Linked DNA regions of Homo sapiens: region 1 is linked to region 2. The links are chromatin loops, found by intact Hi-C in ENCODE. Cell type or tissue: Caco-2. All regions are shown on one strand. Links, peaks and the distances in the headings refer to the core of each region. The heading gives the core; the rest is flanking DNA.

Evidence for each region. Peaks named below come from ENCODE experiments on the same cell type or tissue, not always from the same donor. Only the 100,000 strongest peaks of a DNase experiment are listed, where the experiment ranks them.
Region 1: it touches region 2 in a loop (6-fold over the local background); 2 of 110 quality-filtered maps call a loop at or near these places.

Annotation. Positions count from the first base shown.
Region 1 is chr14:45,207,210-45,223,496 of GRCh38, reverse strand. It overlaps MIS18BP1 (MIS18 binding protein 1), which reads left to right. Exons shown (of 17, transcript NM_018353.5): 12 at 5,043-5,215; 13 at 6,318-6,478; 14 at 12,969-13,117. Among named protein-coding and RNA genes, the nearest start is that of MIS18BP1, 38 kb to the left of the region's middle. RefSeq lists an enhancer at 558-607. In Caco-2, for the core only: no CTCF peak of the experiment used is centred there; DNase peaks (open chromatin) are centred at 9,556 and 11,046.
Region 2 is chr14:45,124,199-45,139,496 of GRCh38, reverse strand. FKBP3 (FKBP prolyl isomerase 3) reads left to right here and starts at 5,016. Exons shown (of 7, transcript NM_002013.4): 1 at 5,016-5,148; 2 at 8,697-8,798; 3 at 9,596-9,703. The coding sequence starts at 5,041. FANCM (FA complementation group M) reads right to left here and starts at 3,567. Exons shown (of 23, transcript NM_020937.4): 1 at 2,958-3,567; 2 at 2,256-2,428. The coding sequence starts at 3,465. RefSeq lists enhancers at 3,364-3,413, 4,076-4,946, 5,040-5,259, 4,947-5,818 and a silencer at 4,893-5,070. In Caco-2, for the core only: no CTCF peak of the experiment used is centred there; DNase peaks (open chromatin) are centred at 3,626, 4,896 and 5,246; H3K4me3 peaks cover 4,696 bases.

The sequences.
Region 1 (16,287 bases), core at 7,582-15,581, 76 kb before region 2:
CAAGCGATTCTCCTGCCTCAGCCTCCTGAGTAGCTGGGACTACAGGCGCACGCTGCCACGCCTGGCTAATTTTTATATTTTTAGTAGAGATGAGGTTTCACCATGTTGGTCAGGCTGGTCTTGAACTCCTGACCTAATGATCCGCCCACCTTGGCTTCCCAAAGTGCTGGGATTATAGGCATAAGCCACCGTGCCCGGCCTAACAAGTGTTATAAATAGTAAAGTTTGGTGCCCCACAAGTGAGACTCAAGGATACTAGAAACCTAGAAGTGGGCACTGAAGGGTAACAAAGAGAGTTTAAAGAGGAGCTCTCCAGTTCTGGGTTGAGGAGCAGAAAGGGGGACTTCTGACACTCAGAAACAGTAGAGGAAATCCCCAGTGTTTGGTTTGGTTTGTTTTTGTTTTGTTTTGTTTTGTTTTGTTTTGTTTTTGTCTTTTCTCTTAACTCAGTCCCCATGCAATCCTGCAGGGGCTACAGTCACAGCATCAGCTGGGGCTGAGATATATCTAAAACTCTGAGAGATGAGAACCTTCTCTACAATTAGGAATGGTTGCCTCAAAGTAGTGGGGCAAGTACCTGTTGCTTCTGTTCTCTTTCTGTTGTCTGTTGCTTGGTACTGGACAAAAATTCAGTTGTGTGAGGCATACAGCAGAGCAGAGTAATAAAAGCCCCAGCTTTCTGGCCAGAGCACTGACAAGGGAAACTCCAGGGAACCAGAAATCGCGGAAAGAGAGGAAGTAGGAAAAGCAACCCCATAAAGTTGTTTATGAACTTCTATGCCACCCAGGAGTTGTACATATGTGGACATGGTCCTAAAGAGCATATAAAAGACTGAGAACTGAACTAAACAGTAGACCACACCCAGTTTCTAGGCTAGCTACTCAGTGTCCCACACACAGGAAGATCCTAACAGCACTGCAGAGCTTTGAAAAATGAAACTGACATTGAAACAACAATGATAGTAGACTGAACGTATAGCTTGGGATACCACCAGGTTGATGACCTGCTAAAATAAAAATATTAACATTTCACTTGAAGCAGTAAAATATTGATTCTAAGTAGACTGTTGAAGTTAAGTATATTTAATGTCATCCCTAGAGCAACTTCTAAAAAAACTATACAAAGAAATAATTTCAAACATAAATTAAAATACTGGAAAATCAAATAGCCCAAAAGAAGGCAAAGAAGAAGAGAAGTGGAGGATTTTTTTACATGGAACAAGCAGAAAACAAATAATAAAATTATTGACCTAAATCCAACATAATTAAATTAAATGGTCTAAACATACCAATTAAAAGACATATTGTCAGAATGAATTTAAAAACATGATCTAACTATATGCTGTATACAACAAACTCACTTTAAATATAATGATATAGGTAGGTTAAAAGGATAGAAAAATACCGTCTAAACACAAATCAAAAGAAAGCTTGAGTGGCTATATTAATATCTGTCAAAATAGACTTTAGTAGGAAGAAAATAACCAGGAATAAAGAAAGACATTACAAATGATAGAAGGGTCAGTCACCAGGAAGGCATGAAATTCCTAAGTGTGTATGCACCTGACAATAAAACCTCAAAATACATGAGTTAAAAACTGACAAGTGAAAGCAGCGGACTAAACTACAAGGATAGTCAAATCCACAGTTATAGGAAACCACACTGCTCCTCTCTTGGTATTTGATAGAACTGACTGAAAATTAGCAGGGATATAGAACTGAACAACACCATCAGTCATTCGTATGATTCACATTTACAGAACATTCCACCCAATAATAAGAAAAAGAATAGGTTATTTCCAAGGATAGGTTGATCATTCATCAAGATAGATCATAAAACCTCTTAACAGATTTAAAATAGCTGAAATCATACAAAGCATATTCTCTGATGATAATTGAATTAAACTACAAATCAATAAAATAAAGATAGGAAAATTTCCAAGTGGTTGAAAATTAAATAACTTATTAATACGTATAACTAATCTGTGGGTCAAAGAAGAAGACTTAAAGGAAAGTAGAAAATATTCTTTTATTTTATTTTATTTTATTTATTTATTTTTGAGACGGAGTCTTGCTCTGTCGCCCAGGCTGGAGTGAAGTGGCGCGATCTCTGCTCACTGCAAGCTCCACCTCCCAGGTTCACACCATTCTCCTGCCTCAGCCTCCCGAGTAGCTGGGACTACAGGCGCCCGCGACCACGCCGGCTAATTTTTTGTATTTTCAGTAGAGACGGGGTTTCACCGTGTTAGCCAGGATGGTCTCGATCTCCTGACCTCGTGATCCTCCCGCCTTGGCCTCCCAAAGTGCTGGGATTACAGGCTTGAGCCACCGCGCCCGGCTTCTTTTATTTTTTTTCTTTTTGGAGACAGAGTCTCACTCTGTCACCCAGGCTAGAGTGCAGTGGTACGATCTCAGCTCACTGCAACCTCCGCCTCCTGGGTTTAAGCAATTCTCCTGCCTCAGCCTCCCAAGTAGCTGGGATTACAGGTGTGTGCCACCATATCCAGCTAGTTTTTGTATTTTTAGTGGAGTTAAGGTTTCACCATGTTGGCCAGGCTGGTCTCGAACTCCTGACCTCAAGTGATTCACCTGCCTTGGCCTCCCAAAATGCTAGGATTACAGGTGTGAGCCACCAGCCCGGCCAGATATTCTTAACTGAACAAAAATGAAAATATATCAAAATTTGCAGCATGGGCCTAGGAGTTCATAAACAACTTTAAAGGGTTGCTATGCCAAGCTCCTCCCTCTCCCTGATTTCTGTCGTACTTTCTACATAAACAAATTAGGGTGCATTCTTTCAGTGGATTACTAAGCAGTAAAAAGGAAGAACTATTGATACATACAACAACCTGGTTGAATTTCAAAGGCATATTGAGTGAAAAAAGCCAACTCAAAGGGTTATACACTATATGATTCCATTTATATGACATTCTGGAAAAGTGTGCTACACACTTTTAAATGACCAGATTTCATGAGAACTCCATCAGAAGGATGGTACCAAGAGGGATGTTGCTAAATCATTCATGAGGAATCTACCTCCGTTAACCAATCACCTCCCCCTAGGCCCCACTTCCAATACTGGGAATTACATTTTGATATGAGTCTTGGGTAGGGACACATATTTAAACTATATCAATAAATAAGAATTATTTAAGCCAAGGATTCAAGACAAATGGACCTTAGAATAGCATACACAAAAGTATAAAGAAAGAGGGCATATTTGGAAATACTGAAAGAATGGGTGTGGGGTATGTGCCTGTAGTGCCAACCACTAAGGAGGCGGAGTCAGGGGGATCGCCTGAGCCCAGAAGTTGGAGGCCACATTGAGCTATGATAATGCCCGGCACTCCTGCATGGGTGACAGATTGAGACCCTGTCTCTTTAAAAAAAAAAGAAAGGTAAATAAAGAAAGCTAGAATGAATGGAATACTGAAAGTTGACCAAAGAGCAGTACAAGATGAGACTAGAGAGTTGGGCAAGGAACAATACAGCGTTACACTAAGGATTTGGGGTTTTATGCTAATAATGAAACAAGTTTTAAACATGGTGTGATATGTTTAAGTTTGTCTTTTTAAATTATCTGGAATAACCTAGAGGAGATGTGTTAAGTACTAATTTCTTATTAAATACATTATTATTTGTGTTATGTAATAGTTATTTTAGACAGTCGTAGATTTAGAAATTAGCCACACACACAAATAGAGAAGCTTGAGTTCCCAAGTCCTTCTAGTTGTTCACTTTAGAACACTGTGGAATGATTAATTATGTAAAAGAATTCATTAACAAGTATTTAATGCTCATAAGTATTATGCTTTTCTGCATGGAATAATATGCTGTGGTCAGCTGGTAGCTGTTCACAAGAGCTGATTGTTAAATTTTGGAGAATTTTACAAATTGAGTGTTAAAGTCATTAAAAAATTATATAAACTTAAATTATTTAAAACAAAGATAATGCTTAAAACTCATTACTTCCTAATTATTTTCCATTTTATTATATATATATGCTCTTGAGACTCTTCACCTCTGTGGTATGGTGGAAATACTATGTAATTGTGTGCTATCACACGTGTTTTATCAACTCCACAGTCAGTGACATGTTGGTAGCTTGACATCAACTACAATGGGAGTATTTACCCTATGAAAGTCATCAGACTTTATAAATCAGGACTGTTTAACCCCGAGAGAACTGATTAAAAACTTTCCCACATACTGCTACATGAAACCTATATCTATTAATTGGAATCCAAGTAGAAATAAAAATATTTTGCCAAAGAAACAGATTAAAAATAAAGACTTGGTGTAGTTGAAATGACATTGTTAATATCACTTTTAGGCTAATTGATGAGTTACATAGATGTTTTCTGGCTAAATTGTCAATCTAACCACAATGCATGAAATCTTTATGGGGAGAGTGGGGGTGGTAATGTGTATACCAGGTTCTAAATCATTTACAAAGGAACTTGTAGAATGCAACTCAGATGTTAAATTAGGGACTTCCTTATAGTTTTCTCTATTTCAATTTTCATTTTCCTTAATTAAGAGAGCATATATCTAAAATACTGAGTTCTACAAAGTATAGTAGAATGAAAGCAAGCATAACACTTTTTAATAGCTTATAACCTAGACTGTATAAGAGAACTAAGAGCTTATTGTCCAATATACTTAGCACCAATAAGATTTAAGGTAACAGTGAAGAAAATTTGGTCATGCCAAAATCTCCTAAAAAACCGTATCATCGATTAGTTGGACTTAGAAAAAAAAATGTTGAAAGGCTGAGGGTCATTTTTCAGGCTTAATAAAACACATCAGAATAGTTAGAAGACATCTACTAGATAGGTAAAATTACATCTTCATATTTTAAGCACTAGAGTTAAGTTATTGAGGGGAAGGAATAATATCTTTCTTAATTGTTATCCAGAATGATTTTGATAAAACTGATTCCTTCATCTCAGTAAATCTCATCAATTCAGTGTTATGCTTTTAAGAGGTTATTGTCATTGGTTTGAATTTCTTATTCTTTAATTGGTTTTGATCTTCCATAGTGCTTTTGCATCTCTTCCAAAGCACAAACCTGGTTTCTGGTCAGAGGTAGCTGCGGCTGTAGGTTCTCGATCTCCTGAAGAATGCCAGAGGAAATACATGGAAAATCCCAGAGGAAAAGGATCCCAGAAACATGTCACTAAGAAGAAGCCAGCCAATTCCAAAGGCCAAAATGGTAACCTTCGTAGTAAATAGTTTTTTTCCTAGTACTCAGTGTTGATTTCTGATCACTGAAATCAGATATATTTTATATTTATCCATGAATATTAATAGGTATTTTCTTAAAATTTTAAAGCTAGAGAGAATTTCAGAAATCATCTGTTTAATTTTTAAGTCTTACCTGGGTCTCTGCTTCCATCAGTAGTAGTTTAGTAGCCTTGTGCTTCGAGTTTTAGGAATTCTGCAGTTAGATCCAGAGATTTCAATATCTGAATTATTGTTCTAAGGGTTTAATTAAAGACCACTTGGGTCAGATCCCCAAGTAATTTATGAGAAAGCTCAGAAAATATTCAGTTTTCATAGTCCCATGATTACATACTCCTGTTCATGAGTACTAGTAAAAGGTTGATTATGCCAGAGAATTTCTATAATAAGCATTAGCGAGAACCCAATACCCTGTCATAATTCAGTAAGGTTTATATATTTTGGCAAAATCAATAAATTAGGCATTCAGCAAGAGGCAATGTAGAGGCAGTCATTCTTGCAGTGTAAAGATCTTTTTGGCCAGGCACGGTGGCTCATGCCTGTAATCCCAGCACTTTGGGAGGCTGAGGTGGACCGATTACTTGAGCTCACAAGTTCGAGACCAGCCTGGACAACATGGTGAAACCCCATCTCTACAAAAAAAAAAAGAGAAGATCTTTTTAACCTCACCCTGCCTAATCTTAGCCTCTTCATGAGTATCCTATGGGCTAATCATATTGCACAAATCCCAGATCCCAGTGTAGAAATAATCATTTGTTCTATAGGAGACTTGTAAAATAACAGGCTAAGTTTTCTTTCTTTTTTTGCTTTATCTATATCTGTATTTTTTTAGAGATGGGGTCTCACTATATTGCCCAGGCAGTTCTTGAACTCCTGGGCTCAAGCATTCCTCCTGCCTTGGCCTCCCGAAGTGCTGGGTTACAGGGATGAGCCACTGAGCCTGGCCAAGGCTGAGTTTTTTGGTTTTTTTTTAACATGAATGCACAATTTAGACTTTGCAAAGGTTGTTAACTTTATAGAGCAGTTACTATAAATAACCAAATCCTTATCAAAATGGTTTGCTGACTCTTAAGGCAAGAGAGGTGATGCTGATCAGAAACAAACTATTAAGATAACTGCCAAAGTGGGAACTCTTAAAAGGAAGCAACAGATGAGGGAATTTCTGGAACAGTTGCCAAAAGATGACCATGATGATTTTTTCAGTACAACACCTTTACAGCATCAAAGAATACTGGTAAGAGGCATGAAATCATTGTTTTCCTTATCTGTATTGACTTTTGTATCTTTCATTTTTATGTATGGTAGTGTTCATCACTAATATTTAGGCCAAGGATCAGTAGCCTCCGTAGACATGATCATAGTCTTATGGCAAACAATGTGCTGATATATGCCATTCTTACTAGTTTCTAGAGTCTGCACTTCAGTTGGTTCAAAGGTAATGTTTGTAGAACCAAACAGTAAAGTAAACCTAGAATTAGGTGAAACATATATATTTAAAGTTTAATATACTACCTAGCAAACTTTTTTTAAAGTTGATAAAAGATACTGTGTAGTAATTGAAAGGAGGGATTAAGTGATAGTAGCACAGTATTAAAAGATTTGAATGTATGAAAGAATTTTTGTCATATGAAGAGTAGAATAACTAAAAATTTCAGTGATTGGAGTAAAATATTCACAGCAAATACAACCAAGCTAGTAGTATCTGTGATATGAACAACTCATTCAAATGTTACTGGAATAACAAAAAGTACCAAGATCACAGGAAAAGTGTGAATAAGAAGAAATTCAAAAGGCTGAATAAACACTTGGGGAAGTGGTCATTTTAGTTAGTAATCCAAGAAAGTAAAGTAAATTATATTTATGTACTTTCTGAATTATAGAATCTTTTAAAAAAATAAGTTAAAATATCCACTGCTAACAGAAGCAATGGTGATACTGATACAGTCATACATCAGTGGGCATACAAATTGAATTGTACCTTTTAGTAAGAAAGCATTATGGCAATATATTATAAAAGCCATAAAGATTTATTCTATTCTTGAGAGTTTATCCTAAGAAATCCAAAAGCCCAAAATCTTTGCAAGATACTTATTGCAGTTTTATCTTCATAGCAAAAAACTGGAAACAATCTGTATATCCAATAAAGATGTTTTTCATAAACACAGTGAAATACAATACAAATATTAAATGCACATTTAAGACTTTCTAGAATCTAAATATAAATGTTAAGAATATTAAGATTAGCTGAAGGACAGGTGCGGTGGCTCACACCTATAATCCCAGCACTTTGGGAGGCCGAGGCGGGCAGATCACGAGGTCAGGAGATCAAGACCATCCTGGCCAACACGGTGAAAGCTCGTCTCTACTAAAAAGACAGAAAATTAGCTAGGCATGGTGGCGGCCGCCTGTAGTCCCAGCTACTCGGGAGGCTGAGGCAGGAGAATAGCATGAACCCAGGAGGCAGAGCTTGCAGTGAGCTGAGATGGTGCCACAGCACTCCAGCCTGGGCCAGAGTGTGAGACTCCATCTCAAAAAAAAAAAAAGCCGGGTGCAGTGGCTCACACCTGTAATCCCAACACTTTGGGAGGCCAAGAAGAGTGGATCATGAGGTCAGGAGATCGAGACCATTCTGGCCAACATGGTGAAACCCTGTCTCTACTAAAAATACAAAAATTAGATGGGTGTGGTGGCATGCACCTATAATCCCAGCTACTTGGGAGGCTGAGGCAGGAGAATCACTTGAACCCCATAGGCAGAGGTTGCAGCCACTGCACTCCAGCCTGGCGACAGCAAGACTCCATCTCAAAAAGAGAAAAAAAAATTATTAAGATTAAAGTAATGCAGAAATGTGTGGATAACAGACAATTGGACTATTGAGTATAAAAATTCAAACAGTTGTGTTAGTGAGCTAGACATAAGGGTAATTTTTTCATCTACCAATTTCTTGTCATAAAATTATCTTCAATTTAAAAAGGCTACACAATGCTTTATAAAGTTTAATAACATCATTAACTGGGCCCCCTTTTTGCTTACACTGATTATAGAGGGAAGTCTTTTAAGAGAGCCACCAGAGGCCCTGACAATGTTTTCTTCAAAACGCTATGGTCCACTAGGGGTTGTACCCTTTATCCCACCATCATTTCAGGTTCTATATATGTATATTTTAGCCTAAATGCAATAGTAGCATCATAAAGAACAGAACTGCCGGGCATGGTGGCTCACGCCTGTAATCCCAGCACTTTGGGAGGCCAAGGTGGGCAGATCACCTGAGATCAGGAGTTTGCGACCAGTCTGGCCAACATGGTGAAACCCCGTCTCTACTAAAAATACAAAAATTAGCTGGCATGGTGGTGGGCACCTGTAATCCCAGCTACTGGGGATGCTGAGGTGAGATAATCGCTTGAACCCAGGAGTGGGAGGTTGCAGTGAGCTGAGAAGGCACCATTGCACTCCAGCCTGGGCAACAAGAGCGAAACTCCATCTCAAAAAAATAAAAATGTAAAGAACAGAACTAAAGTAGAAATAGACAGCAACAAATTATATCATTTTCTGTGACATAGTTTGAAGGGGTGGCCTGCCCCTCCACACCTGTGGGCATTTCTCGACAGGTGGGACGACAGACTGGGAAAAGAAAGAGACACAGAGACAAAGTATAGAGAAACAAAAGTGGGCCCAGGGGACCGGCACTCAGCATACAAGGCCCCCTGCTGAGGCCCCGGGCGGCGCCCCTGGTCTCTGAGTTCCCTCAGTATTTATTGATCATTATCTCTACCATCTCAGAGAGGGGGATATGGCAGGACAGTAGGGTAATAGTGGGGAGAGGGTCAGCAGGAAAACATGTAAACAAAGGTCTCTGTGTCATAAACAAGGTTAAGAAAAGGTGCTGTGCCTTGATGTGCACATATAGTGCATTAAAGAGCAGTATTGCCACTAGCATGTCTCACCTCCAGCCTTAAGGCGGTTTTCTCCTATCTCAGTAAATAGAACATACAGTCGGGTTTTACACTGAGATATTCTATTGCCCAGGGACGAGCAGGAGACAGATACCTTCCTCTTATCTCAACTGCAAAGAGGACTTCCTATTTTACTAATTCTCCTCAAAACAGACCCTTTATGGGTGTGGGGCTGGGGGACAGTAAGGTCTTTCCCTTCCCACGAGGCCATATCTCAGGCTATCACATGGGGAGAAACCTTGGACAATACCTGGTTTTCCTAGGCAGAGGTCCCTGTGGCCTTCTGCAGTGTATTGTGTCCCTGGGTACTTGAGATTAGAGAATGGTGATGACTTTTAACAAGCATACTGCCTTCAAGCACTTTTTTAGCAAAGCACATTCTGCATAGCCCTAAATCCATTAAACCTTGAGTCAACACAGCACATGTCTCTGTGAGCACAGGATTGGGGCTAAGGTTACAGATTAACAGCATCTCAAGGCAGAAGAATTTTTTAGTACAGAACAAAATGAAATCTCTTATGTCTACTTCTCTCTGCATAGACACAGTAACAGTCTGATCTCTCTTTCTTTTCCCCACAATGGTTAACACTGCTTGGGTTCCTACTAACGGCTAAGCATAATAGTAAGTGAATTAGAGTTTTGTTTTGTTCTGTTGATACGAAGGGTCAGATTTGTTTGTATATTGTCTATGGCTACTTTCATGCTACGGTGCAGAGTTGAGTAGTTAGGACAGAGACTGGACCACAAAACCTAAAATATTCCCTATCTGATTATTTACAGAAAACATTTGCTGACCTCTGGTCTACATAACCTTCAGAAATAGGTGTTATTATCTCTGTTTTACACAAGAGAAATTAAGTCTTTTAAAGGCTAAGGCTCTGTCCTTGTCCTTGTTCCTTGACCTTAAAATTTCTAACAGACATAGCCTAAACCTGTGCAACCTGCAGACCCCCATCATTCTTGTTTATCTTCTGTCAGGGAGAGCCTCAGCACCTTAGACCTATACAGTGTAGGATGAATCCCTCCTGTTACTGGCAGCAAATCCATACGGGTCTGCAGAAACCACAATTCTTACCTCCTCAGAAGAAACAATTCTGGCCGGGTGTGCTGGCTTATGCCTGTAGTCCCAGCACTTTGGGAGGCCGAGGTAGGAGGATCCCTTGAGCCTAGGAGCTTAAGACCAGCCTGGGCAATATAGGGAGACTCCGTCTCCATTTTTTGTTAAATAATACTTATAAAAATTTTTTAAAAAGAGAATTTGACCAAGGAAACATAAGGCAGAAGGAGAAACTGAGGCAAGTTTTAGTGCAGGAATGAAAGTTTATTAAAACACTTTAAAGCAGGAAGCAAAGGAAAGAAAGTACTCTCAGAAGAGGGCCAAGCAGGTGACTTGAAGCATGGTTTAACTTTGTGACTTGGGGTTTTATATGTTGGCATGCTTCTGGGGGTCTTGTGTTCCTTCTCCCCGGATTCTAACCTTGGGGCGGGCTGTCTGCATGCCCAGTGGCGTGCTAGCACTTGGGAGGGGAGCAAGTTACAGTGTGTTTACTGGATTTATACACAGGCTCACTTGAGGCTTTCTCCCTTACCAGTCGGATGTCCTTAGGAGGTCATATACCAGTTAAACTCCTCCATTTTTCCTCTTAATGCACATGCTTGAGCCCACTTGCCCAGTTTCTGAGATCTTATGAGGAAGCTGCTGATCACCAATTTTAGGTGTTTCTGTTTATTGAGAGATTGCTTTTCCCTGGTGCTGGCTGCGATTAAGTATTATTTTAGAGACACAGTTAACAACCACCTGACCATCACAGGATGGTCGCCTAACAACATTCCTGGTGGGGGGTGGGGAGGCCCTCTCATTCCTTGCTTATCCCTGACTAGTTAACCTGCTGTAACATTCCCACTTCTGCAAGTCACCAGTCAAGGTTAGCTATTTCCAGCTGGAGGAAGCTAACGGTGTTTATGGCCCAGGGGAGTTTAGGCTGTAGATGGCTTGTTTCCAATTTAGTCAGTGGGATGGAGCTGGGAGGAATAGAAAAGATGGAGGAAGAGAGAGAGAGATTAGGGCCCATACACACATTAAGGTTACACACCTACACTGCAAACAAATGGTGCACTGCCTCCAAACAAATCCCCAGTTAAGAGGGCTGGGTAGAGTTCCAAACTCCTTGCCTCAGTTTCAAACGGCCCTCCCCAGGGGACAGTCCAATGTGAGCAAAGCCCTGAGGGTGCCACAAATACAAATGCAAAAAAATGGCCAAATGGTGACACCAACAGCTAAGTCTAAACAGAGCAGAGCCCCAGCAACACCCTAAAAGAGGCAGAGGGAGGCTGGGTGCACATCAGCAGCTCACCTGGTTCCAACATTTGTCGACTTCTTCAAAATGTCACATTCTCTTTGTATCAGTGAAGCTTTGGAAGCAGCAGATGCTGTGACAGAAATAGAAAAGGAGGTTCTGCAAGACAAAGGCACCTTGGCTATTGCTGGAAGCTCCCCTAATGTTCTTACTACAGGGTCAGCTAGCCATGAGCAGCTGGCACTCACAGGTGGCTCCATGGCCCTATCCAACAGAAGATCAGATAGGTGTGTCTGGAGCCTCCTGTGAATACACAGGGCTCCCTGTATGGGCCACCAAAAATTGTAACCAGCAATAGGGGTCCAACTACTTGCCGCTTGTAAAAAGAAGCCAATATAACAAGAGCAAGGTGTGATAGAGTTTTATTATCTGTGCCAGCAAAGGGAAGTGTGGGTGAAATTCCAGAAATTCCAGTCTTCAATTTGTGGAGTGAACATAGGAGTTTTTAAAGAGAGAATGATTTGGAATGCAGGAGAGGAGGGGGTTAGGAGGTGTTAGGTGGCTCAATCTGCTCCAACAGCTTATCTTGAAATATTATTCCATTTGGTGAAGGGGCCAGCACCATCCTGGGCTCAACCAGGTTACAAATTAATTGTAGTAAATCTTGCAGTAAATTTCTAGATGGGAGTGAGTTTTGGCCTTGACTGGGGAGAGAATTCTGGAGGTATCCAGTTTATGCCAGGATCCGGCCCCTGAAGCTTCTAAGGAAATACATGACCAGATAAATGAGCATGGTGTGCACTTAAAAAGCGTCTAGGTAAAAACATGTGCATAAGGCATGGGAGCATAGAATGGGTAAAGAAACGGAGGTTCACATTTTGAGGCTGTATTTCAAGATGAATGGAAACACATGTAGTTTATCTCAAAGTTATATCTTAAAATTGGGGAGAAAGAAAGAAAAAAGTTTTAAAACATGGTTTGAAGCCACGCTACTCGGTTACAGGCTGAATAAAGAGGGTGACAAATCCAGTTTCTCAGAAACATTTAATAGAGACTTTTGAGCAGAAGCCATCTCTTGGGTGGCCTCAAGATGGTGGATTTGGGCACTGTTATCCCCCCAGACCCAGGGTTTATATACCATAGGGAATTTGCCTAAGGGCTGTATTTATGGTAAGTATGTGTTTACGATAACACCAAGGTTGTTTTGACCTAAGGACAAGATTTCCAGTAAGTATATGGAGGTAGAAATCTTAGAGGCATTTCCAGATCCAGGTTTAATCAGAAGTCAGCATGGTGAATTAGCATCTAAAATGGAGTTCCTCTAGCCTCTACTCCTCTACGTACTACTGTTTTTAATTATCTAACTTGGAAAGTTACAAGAAGAACCAACTTATCAGTCCTCCAAAACTATTTTGTGATAATGAGAAAATACCTTTTATGGGGTGCCTGCTGATAATAAATACTTGTTTTCTAGTTGCCAAGTTTCCAGGACAGTGAAGATGATGATGATATTCTGCCAAATATGGACAAAAATCCAACAACTCCATCATCAGTTATCTTTCCATTGGTAAAAACTCCTCAATGTCAGCATGTCAGTCCTGGCATGCTAGGTTCTATAAATAGGTAAATATTCATGCATATGATATGTTAATTCTCTGCATCAGAGTAGTGAGGAACATTTAAACATTTCATGAGGACCATAGATGCCAGTAATGGGAAGAGGCATTATTTAAAAAATCAAGAATGTGTAGTTTCTAGAAGTTAAGGATGGACAAGTTCATCAAATCGGGGTGCTATTCAATAAACAGCATTGTGATATAACCCACATTTACTTCTGGATCAATTCGAAATGGATCAAGGTTTTACTTGTAAAAAACTTTAAAAAAAAAAAACTAAAGAAACCTTGGAGAATTATTTTATAATACCAGATTAGTGATGGTCTTTCTAACTATACTATAAAACCTACAAGCCATTAATGAAAAGATGAATAAAGTCAACTGTGTAAAAATGTTTAACAAATTTTACCTGGTACCAACCACTACAAACAAAAGACAACCTGAGAAAAGAATATATGCAACTTGTCACAGGCAAAAGGCTAATTTCCGTAATATATACAGCATTCCTACAAACTAACAAGGAATGCATTGTTAATTTTTGTGCATTGCTAGTGAGAAGGTAAAGTAGTGCGATCTTTGCAGCAACAATTTGTAAGTATCAAAATTATAAATGCACATGCCCTTTGACTTAGGAATTTTACTTATAGAATTGTGAATGTACAGCTTATTCATTGTAGCATTGTTTAAATGGCAGTACCTCAAAAATCTATCAGTAGGGACTAATTAAATGAACTCTGGTCCATTATATAGTCATAGAAATTAATGAAGAGCCAGGCACAGTGGCTGAAGCCTGTAATCCCAGCACTTTGGGAGGATCACTTGAGCCCAGGAGTTCAAGACCAGCATGGGCAACATAGGAAGACCCCATTTCTACAAAAAAAACCCAAAAATGTTAGCAGGATGCAGTGGGGCAAGCCTGTGGCCCTAGCTACTAGGGAGGCTGATGTAGAAGGATTGCTTGAGTCCCAGAGGTGTAGGCTGCAGTGAGCTGTGATTGCAACAATTGCACTCCATCCTGGGCAACAGAGTGAGATCCTGTCTCAAAAAAAAAAGAAATTAATGAAGATATTTTTTATTGCTATTATGATAAAATGCCTAAGATATATTAAATGAAACAAAGGTAGATGCAGTGAATAATATACTACTGTTTGTGTAAATAGAAGCTATATGTATGTATGCATATATGTATATACTTGTGTGTGTGTGTGTGTGTATAATTGCTTTTATTAGATTAAGTCTTTATAAAAGGATGCATAAGAAACCAAAACATTGGTGATCCTTAGGGAGAACTAAGGTAGCTGGAGGAAGGAGAGGGGGGCTTTTGAATTTTGAACCATGTGAATACAAGAACAATTTGAAACATATAAATAAATAAAATTAAGAAAAAAGTAGGGGTGACTAACAATAAAATGTCACCAAAAAAAGATGGAAAATAGTAAGAATGAGGCCTGAAAATAGGCTATTCCATTTGGCAAGTAAGAGGCCATTGCTGATCTTAGAGCAATTTCCACAGAATGAGAGGCAGAAGCAAGATAATAGTGACTGAGAAAAAAACTATTCAGTACTCTCAGGAAGCTTGCTAAATTGCTAAAATTTTAATTTGCACTTATTGGATAAAAATATAATTTTCCTAGGCATCTAAAAATTATTTTTAGTATTTAGTGCAGGGGAAAGCATACTGAGAATACTATTTTGGACAAATTTTTTGATAAGCACTTTGACCAGTTCATCAAAAGCCTTAAAATATTCATCCGTGGCCGGGCGCGGTAGCTCACACCTGTAATCCCAGCACTTTGGGAGGCTGAGGCCGACGGATCACAAGGTCAGAAGTTCGAGACCAGTCTGGCCAACATAGTGAAACCCCATCTCTACTAAAAATACAAAAAATTAGCCGGATGTGGTGGTGTGTGTCTGTAATCCTAGCTACTCAGAAGGCTGAGGCAGGAGAATCACCTGAACCCGGGAGGCAGAGGTTGCAGTGAGCCGAGATCACGCCATTGCACTCCAGCCTGGGTGACAGTGCGAGACTCCGTCTCCAAAAAAAAAAAAAAAAAAACAACTTCATCCTTTTGGCCGTTGAATTTTATTAGACACTTTAAGGAAATATGAGATTTGGAACACAGATGTTCATCATAAAACATAATACTGAAAGTTTGAGAATGACCAAAACATCCAAAAATAAGGAAAGTTATAAATTAAGATTTATCCATATAATGGAATATGAAACAAATCATGTCTTCAAGAATTTAATGACAGAAAAATGTCCAGTGGATAGTAGTTTTCAAAAGCTAGGAAAACTACATTCAGCATGATCCCAATTTTATGTAACAAATTCGTAAGGAAGGAAATTTCTTAACTTACACATCACCAGCCATTCTTTCTAGGTTGTAGAATGACACCAGTGTGGGTTGTGGGTTTTTGTTTTTTGTTTTGGGGGATATTTTCTGTCCATTTATGTCACTTTTACAATTAAAGAAACACGATAGATTCACTTATGTTATGAATCTATATTGTCTGAAACTTTTTTCTTAAAAAAATGATTTTCTTAGGCTTCTTCACTCTCTCTGACTTTACTAGCTCTAGTAATTGACGTACTTTTCATAACAGTTTTAAGTAATCAAACAGTTATATCACTTCAGAAGTGAAAAACTCTTTGTCTTCAAAGACATCTCTTTGATAATAGACTTACCAGTTGCTGATCCTGAACAACTGGCTAGGCCTGTTCATTTGTTTTTTGTTTGTTTGTGAGATGGAGTTGCTCAGGTTGGAGAGCAGTGGCACAATCTCGGCTCACTACCGCCTCCATCTACCAGGTTCAAGCAATTCTCATGCCTCAGCCTCCCAAGTAGCAGGGATTACAGGCGCATGCCACCGTGCCTGGCTAATTTTTGTATTTTTAGCAGAGATGGGGTTTCACCATGTTGGCCAGGCTGGTCTTGAACTCCTGACTTCAGGTAATCCGCCAGCCTCAGCCTCCCAAAGTGCTGGGATCACACCTGTTCATTTGTTAAGCAATTTGCTAAAAACTGACGAGGTTTATTCATTGCTATACAGCAGTGTTTGATTCAGATAAATATCTTAATAGAGTCACATTTCTTCATGTCATGCCTTTAAGGTTGTTCCCAAATAGTCATAAAGAACAGAGGATACTCAGGTATGTAAGATCTTAGAGCCAAG
Region 2 (15,298 bases), core at 1-8,000:
TTCCCAATACAGAGGAAAATGCACTTCCAAGTAGACTGATTTGCAGGAACAGCTCTCAGTATACCATAGTTCCCAAATTAAACACAGGATTAAACAATAAAACCAGATTATCCAAAAATCACTCCAATTTCAACCCAAGACAAAAACAAATCCAATGAGACTAACACTGAATCTTGATTAATACTGAAAAAATATTTATCGAGCTTTTAAAAATATGGTACAGATTGCATATGAAGACATAACATTATACTTATTATTCTTCAGAAACAAGTAAAATTATAATTAAAAACTGATGCAAGATAAAATATCCCTAGTGACCATTTTCAGTTTAGCTTAATGCTAGAAGTGATGGTCCTTACATATAATAGAAGGATTTTTGAAAAGTCATGAGTGCAGTAAGGAAGACAAAAAGATTGCTTACTGGATTGATGCTTTTAAAAATGTTTTGTATGATAGCCAAAATTCAAAGTGTTCTTTCAGATTGTGAGGCAGTTTTGAGTGAAATCATTTTGTTGTTATATGGCACATGTATCAATATGCCTTCCAGAACTATTACATATGAAAAGTAAGCCAAATACATTACTTCTTTTCACGAAGAATTCTCAAGCATCTTGTAGAAGAGGAAATGGTGGTGTGTGCCTCATGGAGCAGGTGTACCTATTGGAATGTATATCTGGAATATTCAATGCGGTGTAAGCTGTCAGGGCTGTCTGGTTATTAATGAAGTCAATGCATGTTTCATTATATTCATAAAGCCTTGCTGTTAAAAAAAAATCTAATGCCTAGAAATGTTTTGAAAATAAAATAATTACCAGCTAAATCTTCAAAACGTATTCCATACAGTTTGAATTTTAAAAAATTTTTAAGTGTTTTATTATTTCATTTCATTTTTGTAGACACAGGGTCTCACTATGTTGCCCAAGCTGATCTCAAACTCCTGGCCTCAAGCTAAAATTTTTTAAATGCCCCTCTCAGATGGAAATTTTTAACATGCTATGTATTAATTTAATTTGGAATGATATCAATAAGTGGAAAAATATATTATATTCATTTCCTGAATATAATTAGGAAGATCAATTATTAAAAAAGATGACAATTATCCCTAATACAGAGATATAATACAATAACGTTTACAGTCCCCAAAGAAATGACTATACAAATTCAAAAACTGGCAGAGAAATTCATGTCTTTGCCCTAAATGAAATTAACTTTCCCTACCTTTCCCTCTTTTATTCTTGCTCTATAATCTCCTCCTATCATCACCAACTACTATAGTTTTAACTACCATCTATATGTTTATAATTTCCAAATCTGTATCTCTATCTACCTCAGAACTCTCCAGCAAGATCCATACTTCTATCAAGTATCGCCTAATGAATATCTACAGCTGAATTCCTCATAGACACCTCAAACTCAACACATCTAAATCATCTTTCCACGTTCCCCCTAAACCTGCTCTCCACCCAGAACTCACAATCTTCACAGTTTTCCAAGTCAGAAATCTGGAAGTCATCCTACATCCCTTCTACCCCTCATTAGATACTCTGTCTTTAGCCTTCTTCTCTCTAATCTCTTTCAAATCTTAAGTGTTATCCCAGCCAAACATTTTTTAATGAGTCCCCACCACCTTTATCCCCTATGGCCTACAAAGGCTTTCAAACTATTAAGCATAAAATATTAATGACCTGGACCTTGAGTAGAAGAGGCAAAATCCCCCTTAGGAGAAGAGGGAAACAGAAAGTCAACTTCATTCAGTGCAAAGATATGAATGATGTTTGCAACCACATCCCACTACTTCATCTTATTTTATATTCCTGGAGTACTCAACTGGAAGGCACTGTGTTAGGTATGTGGCATACATTATGTCATTATTTTACCTAGCCGCCAAGAAGAGACACCGCATATCCACTACCAATCTTTATTAATTTCAAAACTCCTTTCATACCCTATTTTAGATCACTGTCCCAACCATGACTAGGCTCTCATGATCTACATCTGACACTAATTATCTGGTTAGTCTTAAAATAGAAGAAAAGAAAAAGAAAACAACAATAACAGCAAAAGGCAGTGAAGACACTGATTTGAATGGATGACAGAAAGTACAGATATTCTTTATCACCATCTGTTCTGAGATAATAGACGTAAAGGCTTTTTATAATAATATTGTCAATAACTTCCATCACTAGTAACTATTCGCCAAAATTCTCTTTAACAGTACAGTTACAATACAAAATACCGTTTAACAAAATTATTACCTGGCAATAAGCATAGTTTCCGAGAGCTTTATGAGCTTCATCAATAACTAAACACTTTATTTCAGCAGCGGGACAAGCTCCTCTAGAAAGGTCATTTACCATGACCTGAGGTGTAAGAAAAAGCACTCTCTTACTGCACCATATTTCCTTCCTGGTGGAAGCTTGTGTAGACCCTGAAAATAAAAGTGACATTCTACATTCTAAACTTCAGACTGTTATCTATAAAATATAAATAGTCTGGCTTTTTCAGAATGCAAACATGCTTTGGTAACATTAAGAGAAAAACAATTTGACAATTCATCGGAATGCTACATTTTAAAGTTCTGGTGTGGTCCAAATATCAAAGCTGGCACTTATCTAGGACTACAACCAAATTGTCTTTAGAAAATTCCTACAAAATGGCATATTTGAAGAGAGGCAAATTCTTCAACTGAGAAATCTTTTTCAGGAAGAATGCCAGGAAATATCATGTTCAGTTACCCATGGGGTATACGCACATAATAGCTTCAAAATACTATGACAAGCTGCAGATATTCTCTGAAGATTGAATAAAGCAACCCTATTCATCAGTTTTGGGCTTGCTGCAAGTAGAGAATGTTTTAAGAGGGAGGGCGTAAGATGCACATGTTGTAGCTTGGGAACTATTCCACATGGGTCAGGAATTCCCAGCTCTTACTTCAAAATTAGTCCAGTCTAAGATACCTGTCATTTCGGCCATGTGGGATTGCGGGATACCCATCACCTGGTAGCAAGCCTCGATCTGCTGTGTCACCAAGGGTTTCGTTGGGGCCATGAAGACCACCTTTCCTGAAGGGAACCAGCGGTAGAAATTGTACATGACCACGGCGGCAATAAAGGTCTTTCCCAGTCCGGTAGGCAGACACACCAGCGTATTGCAAAACAGAGCAGCCCGGGAAATGTGCAGCTGGTAGTCCCGCACTGGGCAATTGGTAGGGTAAATCCACAGGGCGCCCGCGGAGGTGCAGAACCCGCCATTCTCTAGACACAACTGCCGCTCAGCCTCGTACGCCGCGACAAGCAACACATCATCGTCCGACTCCAGCTGAGCCTCCGCTGCTGCTGGCAAAGGCGCCTTGGAGCTGCCAGGGCTCTGAGGTCGCTCAGTTCCGGAGCTGCAACCCGGAGTCCCAGATGATCGGGAGATACTTGAGCCCCACGTCTGAAAAAGCGTTCTTTGCCGTCCGCTCATTAGGCCGACAACCACCGAAGGCTTCTGTCAGATATCCGTAGCAGCAGCAGCTCAACCGCTACGGTTCCGATCCCCATCGGTTTCCTTCGCACAAAACTCTGGAACGAGAAGGCGGGACTAAGGCCAGTTTATCCAGTTGAAAATGCCGCTACTGAGTTTCCGTTGGGAATGATTGGCTGGCTTCCCGGAAACCTTCACAGCCCTGCCGGAGACTCATGCGCATTATTAAGGCGTTACTCTAAATATGGTCCCCGGTGCGGTTCCGGTGTTTTGTTTTAACAAACTCTAAATTTAAGTTCCGTTTCCAATGATTAGATGGCTGGGCGTCATTGCTAACGTGATAAATCACTTAAAATGTTATAATAGAGATTTATTGTAAAATATTACATACCCGGGGACAATGGAATAGCCACCAGTTTGGGAACTTAATGTTATTGAGCGTCTAACGTGCCTCATTCCTTGTACTTTTAAATCAGAATATAAAGTGAAAAGCAAAAATGTGTAGATGGAATAATTTGTCTTATATCTCTATCTGGGCTGAGAAAACAAAATGCCAAGTCTCTTTTTCACCGCGCTGGGAGTGGCAACCCATTATTTTAATATTTTCATTGTTTAAAGGGAAGTGAACGTGGTCTGGTCCAGCTATTCGTCAGAATTTTTTTTTTTAATGCTCCTTGCAAAGCAGAGCTAACTCATAGGCAACATGCCCAGAGTCAGCCTACATTTTTTTAAGTAAGGAGTCCTGATGTTCAACTATTAAATCTTTATTATAGGTAAGAGCATTATAATAAACGTCGGTGTGCAATTATTCCACTCTAACGAAGATTTCTGTCTCAAATAATTCCTGACTTCTCTCTAAACCTGACTTTGAGTAACCTCTGTAAATTTGTTTCCTCGTGTACTGAGAAAAAAATATACATCACAGAGTTACGAGCATTAATAATGTCATTCTCATCAGCAAGTGGCATCCTGAGTGCGGCTTCTTTATAAATTGTTTTATTTGTTAAAGTTTCTGAACTTCGTTTTGGACAAACTTTCTCGTATTTGTATGGGGGGAAGGGGATGGGCAGTTTGTATTTAAGTTTCGGTTGTGTGATCTTTAAAAGGGAAATGGTGGGATATGGGTTTTCGGATCGACAAGGACTGAAGCACTTCAGGTGTGACTTTTTAGGCTAGAACTAGATAAAACGAGATAAGGAGCCTGAATGCTGTTTTCTTTTAACAGGTTATAGACTGGACTTTAAAGGCATAGCTGCCTTAAATGTGGGTAATGGTTGATAAATGTCGCTACCATCAGAGGTCGCTTCACAAGGTGTCTAATTCAGAATCGAAGATCTCTAGCGGTCTTCTACTCAGTCGACTGCAGAGACGACCGCGGTAGGTTTTTCAACCCGGACTCAACAAAGAAGCCCTCATAGCACAGCCTTGACGTCACTCAAAGACAGGCCCCAATCCCGACTGCTAGAGCAGAGGCCCGCCCCTCGACCTCCGTGAGTGGCCCCGCCCCGCCCTAGGGGGCGGGGCGATGCCGAACTGCGGCGGGCTGGCTCAGTAAAGCGGAGGCAGCGGGGGAAGATGGCGGCGGCCGTTCCACAGCGGGCGTGGACCGTGGAGCAGCTGCGCAGTGAGCAGCTGCCCAAGAAGGACATTATCAAGTTTCTGCAGGAACACGGTTCAGATTCGGTACCAGAGGCGTAGGGGCGGCCGGGCTGGTGCGGCTGAGGGACGCCTCACCCCCCTGGAGATGCCCATACATTCCGTATTCCTCTGTGCCCCCGCCCTCGTCTTCCCGCGGCCGGTGGCCTGGAAGGCCGGAGAGGCCCAGCTTGTGCTTTGGTGCCTCGCTCCCGCCTCTCGGGCGTTCTCTACTGGGGCAGGGGAGCAGCTTTATTTCTTGGGGCACACAGGCTGCAATTGTAGAGTTAGAACCTCATTGGGATCCTTGAGTGGGGGTGGAGGCCAGAAAAATAGGAACCCGAGGATATTGGGGGCTAGGGCGGAGAGGCCGAGGAATAGTGGTGTGGATGAGACTCCTGGGAGCGGGGCGCCGGCTACTAGGGAAATGGGAAGGGATGTGAAGATTTCTGTGGGAACGGTGTATCCAACTTGCTTTTCTCAACAGTTTACTAAATACTGAACATTAATGCGTGTGATTTTTAAAAAATCCGTAGGTTGTGGTTTAAGTTTTGATTTAACATATCGACCCTTTAAATGACCTTTTCACCTTTATACTTTAAGGGAGCTACATGCACATTTCTCTTGTGCAGTGGTCTGTCATTGTTATAAACAGACTAAGAAATTTATTTGAAATGCTTTATACTGTAGGCTCTCCATTTGTCAGCATAGTCTCCATCTTAACCATCCGTCTATAGTCAAGTTATTTTTGTTACACTTGTTTTTCCTTTGGAAAATAAGTTCATTCATGCACCTGTTAAATTGCTGAAATAGTTGTGCACGCAGCATTCTCTTACAAGCGGCAGCCTGCTTGTGTTTTCTATACAATTTTTAAAATTCTAAACTTTTCATTTAGAAAAACTGTTTCTGGGTTTTTTTGTTTGTTTGTTTGAGACGGAGTCTCTCTCTGTTGCCCAGGCTGGAGTGCAGTGGCGCGATCTCGGCTCACTGCAACCTCCGCCTCCCGGGTTCAAACGATTCTCCTGCCTCTGCCTCTCGAGTAGCTAGGACTACAGGCGCGTGCCACCACGCCAGGTTAATTTTTTGTATTTTTAATAGAGACGGGATTTCACCGTGTTAGTCAGGATGGTCTCGATCTCCTGACCTCGTGATCCGCCCGCCTCGGCCTCCCAAAGTGCTGGGATTACAGGCGTGAGCCACTATTTCTGGGTTATTTTGAGAAGCTTATATTTTATTTTCATTTTGGGCGGGCGTCATGACAGGGAGATAGAAGAACTCTCCAACTTCCAGTGCCTTCTTCCTTAATTATTATCCTGGCATCCGCATCTTAGATTAATTTAGCAGATATTAATACAACATCTGTAACAAGAACTATTCTCAGTGTTTGGAGGTACAAGGGTGAAAAAGAACATGTGTCGGGGATCTTACCCCATTTTAATGGAACTATTTTCTCTTAAGCCAATTCGTATTTCATCTGAAACAATAGAATAGACATCATTAACATTTAATAATACCTCAGTCATGTACTTCATCCATCATATTCTTATGAAACAAATCATGCCATGTGGAATCGTATGTAAAACTGGGCCACGTGGAAGAATTTCAACAGACTTGGATTATCAAAATGTTTTTATAACATTAATCTTTTAAATGCATAGTCTCGGTCGGTCGTGGTGGCTCATTCCTGTAATCCTAGCACTTTCGGAGGCCAAAGCGGGCGGATCACGAGGTCAGGAGATCGAGACCATCCTGACTAACAGTTGAGGCCAGGCATTGAGGACCAGCCTGGCCAACGTAGCGAAACCTCATTTCTACTAAAAATACAAAAAAAATTAGCTGGGCCTGGTGGTGGGCGCCTCTAATCCCAGCTGTTCGGGAGGCTGAGGCAGGAGAATCGTTTCAACCCAAGAGGGGGAGGTTGCAGTGGGCCGAGATTGGGCCACTGCACTCCAGCCTGGGCGACAGAGCTAGACTCTGTCTCAAAAATTAATAATAATAATCTCCGGTGATCATTAACACTTAGACCTATACTTGACAATAATTATTTTATTAATCATAAGATATCAAAGAGATGTTTATGCTTTTATGCTTTGGGTATTTTCTGGAATCTTTAACAAGAAACCACCAGCATGCTAAAGGTAACTGATTACTTCCGTTTAGTCAACTTTGTCTCCTTTCCCCATCAGCTGTTATTTAGAACATATCTTTGAAAGAAAAAGCAAAAGAAAAAAATACAATAGTGATAGTGTTAGCTGTTAACTGCTAATAATGTTAACTGCTTTATCAAAAGCTTAGAAGATGCCAAAGGACAACTTTGAGAATGTAACAAAATTAGGAATTAAGCAAGGACCACAAGGCAGAAAAAGAAGCAGAATAAAATAAGGAAACAAAGAAGTTATGGAAATCCTCACAATTACGTGATTTTCAGATAAAGTTATACTACGACTTGCTATTTCAGCAGTAGTATTTTAGTGTCCATCTGCCATCTTAGCAGTCTTATATTTGAAAGAAAAGCAATTCCGCTGTTACCTTGAGTTATTAAATACAGTATTAATCATAATCCCAATATTTATTAAGTTCTTACTGTGTGACAGGCTCTATGCTAAATGCATTAAATGGATTTTTGCATTTTATCCTTATATCAACTCTTTGACGTAGACGCTGTTATTAATCTTCCACTACAGATATGGAGGCTGAGTCTTTAGACAAGCTTAGTCCCCTGTCTAGTGTCAGACAGCTAGGATTTTTTTTTTTTTTTTTTTTTTTTTGAGACAGAGTCTTGCTCTGTCACCTAGGCTGGAATGCAGTGGTGCGATCTCGGCTCACTGCAACCTCCACCTCCCAGGTTCACGCCATTCTCCTGCTTCAGCCTCCCGAGCTGGGACTACAGGCATGCGCCACCATGGCCAGCTAAATTTTGTATTTTTAGTAGAGATGGGGTTTTGTCACGTTGGCCAGGCTGGTCTCAAACTCCTGACCTCAGGTGATCCGCCTGCCTCAGCCTCCCAAAATGCTGAGATTACAGGCATGAGCCACCGCGCCCGGCCCACACAGCTAGGATTTTAACCTAGATAATATGACTCCACAGCCCATATACTTAGCAATTATATATATAATGTTAAGCATAGCAATCTCAACATATGTATGTTACATGCTTGTGTAACAGTGACTCTTCCTAGTCGGCTAAGAATGGGTTACAAATGCCTCAGGATAGCTATGTCCAACCTGGCTGGAGGCTCTCAAGGGCTGCACCCAAGTATCCTCCTGCAGTGAGCAGCTGACTCAAGTCACCACAGTGTGCTTGCTGTATAAATGTTATTTTTTGTGAGTGTTGACAGGAAAAAGTTTAGGATGAAACACTGTGTTCAGTACATAACACTACAGTTGCAGTCTTGTCACTAATTCTTGTAAATACCGAATTTTTAAAAAATCTCTTACTTTTTTTGTAACAAAGAGTATAAACTATAGGCTTTATTTCTTCTTCAGTACTAGTACTACTGAAAACACAACTGCTAACATAAAAGGATCGTTTTCTAATTTTAGACACTTCTTACTCGGGAGAAGTTATCTTGATTACCCAGCTTTTTTCCTTATAGTTTCTTGCAGAACATAAATTATTAGGAAACATTAAAAATGTGGCCAAGACAGCTAACAAGGACCACTTGGTTACAGCCTATAACCATCTTTTTGAAACTAAGGTGAGTATTGTTAGATTCTGTTAGCAGAACATCACTTTTGAAATTTTATTTCCAAAAAAGATGTTTAAAATGCATTGATTTGTTGAATGTGTTGGAGCTTTTCCACCTGTAATTTTTCTGAACTGTTATCATAAGTGGACTAGCTGTCAAATCTAGCAAGGCTAATCTGCAGTATGGCAGAATGTTTCAGTATTTTCAAAGGGTCTGGATTTTGTAGCTTAAATTGAGACAACAAATTCTTAAGTCCACTGAAGTTATAAATTCATTAGGTCAGTGGTATTACCGTATTACTTTAGCATATGGTGTATATTAAATGTATTTTGTTGTTGTTTTATTATATATGTTAAATGTTATATTGAAAATAAGTTTCCATTTCACTAATGAATTTAAAGTCTGGTTTAGATTTAGGCTGAGCTTTACAAAAATACATTTTAAGACATTCTCCCACATTTGTTTACTATGAAATGAATATCTTCCACAGGAAAGAAATCTTTATTTAGGAGTTATTTGAATAGTGCTTATATCTCTGGGTATGAGTTGGCCTTTCTAAGGTCATGGTTCTCATTTCAGAATTTATATTGTAAGCTGGTTTGAGGGTAATCATTTATTGTTTAAAAATAAATTATGAGCAAAATTCTTTCTTTGCTCTTCGTTTCCTTAGACCATTTATTCACAATTGTGTTATACAACCTATATTTATTATGCAGATGTTCATTTAATTGAGAGGCTGAAAATCTTGATGTTGCTTCTTGGTTTTAGCCTGTCCTGGGTATGATGTTACAACATTTTCCTTACAGCGTTTTAAGGGTACTGAAAGTATAAGTAAAGTGTCTGAGCAAGTAAAAAATGTGAAGCTTAATGAAGATAAACCCAAAGAAACCAAGTCTGAAGAGACCCTGGATGAGGTCTGTATATAATTATTTTTTTATTTTATCATGTGGAGTCTAGAAATTGTATTTATTTCTTTATTATTTGCACTAACTTCTCATAGTGAAGGGTGGTTGAATACGACCACTTTCAATGAGCCAAACACTTAATGTAGTGGGCCATTTCCCTTAGGTGTACTGGGACAGAAATAATCCTAAGAACTAGTGCTTTACAGTTATTAGCCTATTCTGTGAAACACTTCTGATATTGTATTTAATATCGCCTCCACATCTGTCCAGACCTTCTGAGCTTTCAAAGCTATTTTAAGGCCTTGATTCTATAGCCAAGTTGGACTAAGTGAAATACATTTTCTTTTGATTATTTTTAGCTTTTTCTAATGTACATGGTGTCCCTGGCAATAGAAATAATCCAGGCTTGGCTGCAGGATGTGGGTTCATCTGTCTCAGTTTTCCCAACTCAGGTTTTATACTTTGGTACAAAGGTTTGAAGAACCAGATTAATTCATTCCTGCAAATTGACAGCCTTAGTAGAGCTAAGATCAGCTACTAAGAACTGACTTAGCAGAGCTGAATTGATTATAATCTTGTCATTTCTGATAATACCTTACTATCTAAGCTCACTCATTGCCAGCAGTCTTAGTATCAGTGATAATAATCTATTTTTAGTTCTTGTAAAGAGGTGAGGCTATTGATGACAGTGTAGCTTTTGGGTATTTGTGGAAAGTGTAAGTTCAGTTATACAATTATAGATGTTTATTTGATTAAAGCTAGTTAATTTTGCATGATCTTTTCCTATTGGCTAAAAAGCACAAATTAATGTTTATAGGTATATGTGCACACAAAGCAGTTTTAAAGTTTATCACAATTAATATTTAATAAATGTTATATCTATTGAGTAGCTACTAAGGTAAATGGAGCAATTATTATTGAAGGGTTTCAGAAGCAACTGGCAACATAGTTCACCCTCCAGGAAATTAGAATGAGGATGGTTTTAGGAGACAGATAATATTTCATTAAGGAGTTAAGAAAATAAAAGGTAAATTCATAAGAGCTAGAGACAATCTAGAGCAAGCTTATGAGGGTCCTAAACTCTATCATTTTATTTAAAACCTCTTCGTTTAACTGGCCAGCTTGAGCCCATTTATGTACTGTGACTGTTTTCCTAGCGTCCTACATTCAAAAGCCTCTTGTCCATTTCCTTGCTAACCCTCGTTGTCTACTCTCTGTCTTCATGCTTTGGGACTGGAGAGCAGGCATTATAAACATATAATCATAAAACCTTTTATTGAGCCTGGTATAAATTCATGCTTAATATTAGCCAAGCATGTTTTCTAGTTTCATTGCTACTCAACAACATTTATACTATCCTTTGCCCAGTTCTCCATCACATTGCTCATTGCTCACATAAAGTATTTGACATTTTCTCACAAATTCTCAGTCCCTTCTTACTCCTTTCTCTTTTTTTGTTTTTGTTTTTGTCTTTGAGACAAAGTCTCACCCAGGCTGGAGTGCAGTGGTGCCATCTTGGTTCACAGCAACCTCCCCCTCCTGGGTTCAAGTGATTCTCCTGCCTCAGCCTCCCCAGTAGCTGGGACTCCAGGCAGGCGCCACCATGCCCAGCTGATTTTTGTATTTTTAATAGAGACGCAGTTTCTCCATGTTGGCTGGGCTGGTCTTGAACTCCTGACCTCAAGTTATCCGCCCACCTAGGCCTTCCAAAGTGTTGGGATTACAGGCGTGAGCCACTGCCCCTGGACTCCCTTCTCATTATATGCTCCTGTGTTCTGTAGTGCCAAAATGTGAATGTCTAGCCATTGCCATTCCCTTCTTCTGAGCTTAAAATTTCTCTGAATCTTTGCGTCCCTTTTTCTTTCTCATGTCTCCTTCAGGACTAATGCTCTCAAACATCTTCCTTTTATTTTAAACGTTCATTCCTTTTCCATTTTCAAGCATTCGAAGCAAGGCCTCATACCCAGAATGTTAAAAACGTTGTTCATTTCTTGCCTCCCTTCTCTTTCTTTATCCAGTCAGCAACAAAATGGGTATTCTAATAAGATTTCTAAAACAATACTTTGCAAACCACACCCTGCTGAAAAATCTTCAGTAATTGAGTGTTGTCTAGAATTGCCCCGTTCAGTATGGTAGTTACTAACAATATGTGGCTACAGAGTGCTTTAGCTACTTTGAACTGAAATGTGCTTTAAGAATAAAATATATACTCAGTTTCAAAGGTGTAATTTAGACGTTTCTTTTTTAAAAAAGAATGTAAAATATCTCAGTATTTTTTATATTGATTACTTATTGAAATGATGGTATTTGGGATGTTTTAGTTTAAATAAGAAAATTTTTCATTTAAAAATTTTTTATTTTATTTTTTTAAGACAGGGTCGGTTGGGAGGCCAGGCATGGTGGCTCATGCCTGTAATCCCAGCACTTTGGGAGGCCGAGGCAGGCGGATCACCTGAGGTTGGGAGTTCGAGACCAGCCTGGCCAACATGGTTAAACCCTGTCTCTACTAAAAATACAAAAAATTAGCCAGATGTGGTGGTGCACACCTGTAATCCCAGCTACTCGGAAGGTTGAGGTGGGAGAATCGCCTGAACCCCAGAGGCGGAGGTTGCAGTGAGCTGAGATCGCACCATTGTACTCCAGCCTGGGCAACAAGAGTGAAACTCTGTCTCAAAAAAAAAAAAAAAGACAGGGTCAGTCAGGTACAGTGGCTGGTGCCTGTAATCCCAGCACTTTGGGAGGCCAAGAGGAGCAGATCACTTGAGGTCAGGAGTTTGAGACCAACATGGTGAAACCCCGTCTCTACTAAAAATACAAAAATTAGCTGGGCATGGTGGCATGCATCTGTAATTCCAGCCACATGGGAGACTGAGGCAGGAGAATCACTTGAACCCAGGAGGCAGAGGTTGCAGGGAGCCAAGATTGCGCCACTGCACTCCAGCCTGGGCAATAGAAGGAGACTCAGTCTCAAAAAAAAGAAAAAAAGAGACAGGGTCATGCTGTGTTGCCCAGGCTGGACTCAAACTCGTGGGCTCCAGTGATCCTCCTGCCTCAGAATACTCAGAATAACTGGGACTACAGGCATACCACTGCCTGGCATAGACATACTTCATCTCTTTCTTTTTACATTTTTAAGTGCAGCTATTAGACAACTCAAAATTACATTTGTGACTCCCATTTTTATTGGTCACCACTGGTCTTCAATATATATCCAAATTTCTTATTCTTGGCATTCAAAACTTCCAAAATGTGGCTGCTGCTAAGCTCCATATTCCATGTTTCTATAGACGTATTCTTTTTTTTTCTTTGTTTTTTGAGACGGGGTCACGCTCTGTTGCCTAGGCTGGAATGCAGTGGTGTGATCTCGGCTCACTGCAACCTCCGCCTCCCGGGTTCAAGCAGTTCTCCTGCCTTAGCCTCCTGAGTAGCTGGGATTACAGGCGCACACCACAACGCCCGGTTAATTTTTGTATTTTTAGTAGAGACAGGGTTTCACCATGTTGGTCAGGCTATTGTCGAATTCCTGACCTCGTGATCCACCCACCTCGGCCTCCCAAAGTGCTGGGATTACAGGCGTGAGCCACTGTGCCCGGCCTGTATAGACATGTTATTGGCCAGGTGCAGTGGCTCACGCCTATTATCCCAGCACTTTGGGAGGCCAAGGAAGGTGGATCACTTGAGCCCAGGAGTTCAAGACCAGCCTGGGCAACATGGCGAAACCTGTCTCTACCAAAAAAGTAGCCAGGCGTGGTGGTGTGTGCCTGTAGTCCCAACTACTCAGGAGGCTGAGCAGGGAGGATCCTTTGAGCCTGGGAGCCAGAGATTGTAGTGAGACAAGATTGTGTGCCACTGCACTGCCTAGGTGGCAGAGTAAGACCTTGTCTCAAAAAAAAAAAAAATTTTTTTTCTTTGACCACAAATGTCTGCTCATTGTCTACTACATCATGCCCTTTCCTACCTCCATATTTTATTTCTTCCTTAGAGTGTCCTTTTACTATCCCTATTTGTCACTTCTGTGCTCCCTTTAAGACCCAGCTCCTGGGCTCATTGCTTCCTCTGGAATTTTTACCATGTGAGACTTTGCTGTATACATACACAACTGCATACATTCCTAAGCACATTTGTATTATTTATTTCTACCTTTATTTTAATATAAAGACTTGTCTAATAGCTCTTATGGGATTTTAAATCAGTCATTGTCAATATATTTATTGTCTATTATATATTAAATAGCATTGAGGAAAATTTTCATGGTATGAATGAGTATTGTACAGGAAAGAAAATATAAGTTACGACAGAAACTCACACTTAGCAATTAGAAGTCAGTATAAAAGTACTCAAACGAAAAATTTGATAACTTCATCTTTGATAACTGCTTCATATGTAGTTATTACCAACTTCTGGTGATTCTGCCTCCAAAATATATCCCAAAGCCATTCATGTTTTGTCATCCTCACTGTTAGCACCCTGGTCTAAACCTAAACTACTATAGTAACTTTTTTCCTAACAAGTCTCTCCACTTCTACTTTTGCTTCCCAAGTCATTTTTTATATTTCAGTCACAGTGATCTATTTAAAACACAAATCTGGCTGGGCACTGTGGCTCACGCCTGTAATCCCAACACTTTGGGAGGCTGAAGCAGGCAGATCACCTGAGGTCAGGAATTCGAGACCAGCCTGGCCAACATGTGAAACTCCACCTGCACTAAAAATACAAAAATTAGCCAAGTGTGGTGGTTCATGCCTGTAGTCCCAGCTGCTGGGGAGGCTGAGGCAGGAGAATTGCTTGAACTCGGGAAACAGAGGTTGCAGTGAGCCGAGATCACACCACTGCACTCCAGCCTGGGCAACAGAGTGAGACTCGGTCTCAGAAATAAATAAATAAAATAAACACAGATCCGATTCTGTAACTTCTCTTATTTAAAACTCTAAATTGGCTAATGTCCTAAAGATAAAAACCCAGATTCTAACATGTCCTACGTATTTTTCTAGCCGTATTTCATGCCATTCTCCCTTTCATTGCTCCCTTACAGACAGTAATATTTTTATACTTTTGAAATATTATTAAGCAGGCACAGTGGCTCCTGCCTGTAATCCAGCACTTTGGGAGACTGAGGCAGGTGGACTGCTAGAGCCTATAAGTGAGCCGTGATCACACTACTGTAAAATATCTCAGTATTTTACAGTGGTATGATCACTCCAGCCTCAGCAACACTGAAACCCTGTCTCTTAAAAAAAGAAAAAAAAATATATATATATAATTTTTTTTTTAAGACAGAGTTTTACTCTTGTCACCCAGGCTGGAATTCAGTGGCACAATTTTGGCTCACTGCAACCTCTGCCTCCTGGATTCAAGTGATTCTCCTGCTTCAGCCCCCTAAATAGCTGGGATTTCAGGCGCCTGCCACCATGCCCAGCTAATTTTTGTATTTTTAGTAGAGATGAGGGTTTCACCATGTTGGCCAGGTTGGTCCCGAACTCCTGACCTCAGGTGATCAACCCTTCTGGGCCTCCCAAAGTGCTGGGTTTACAGGTGTGAGTAACTGCGCCCAGCTGATTGAAAGATTTCTATGCTGTATGCACCTGCTCTACTGAGAAGGTCATG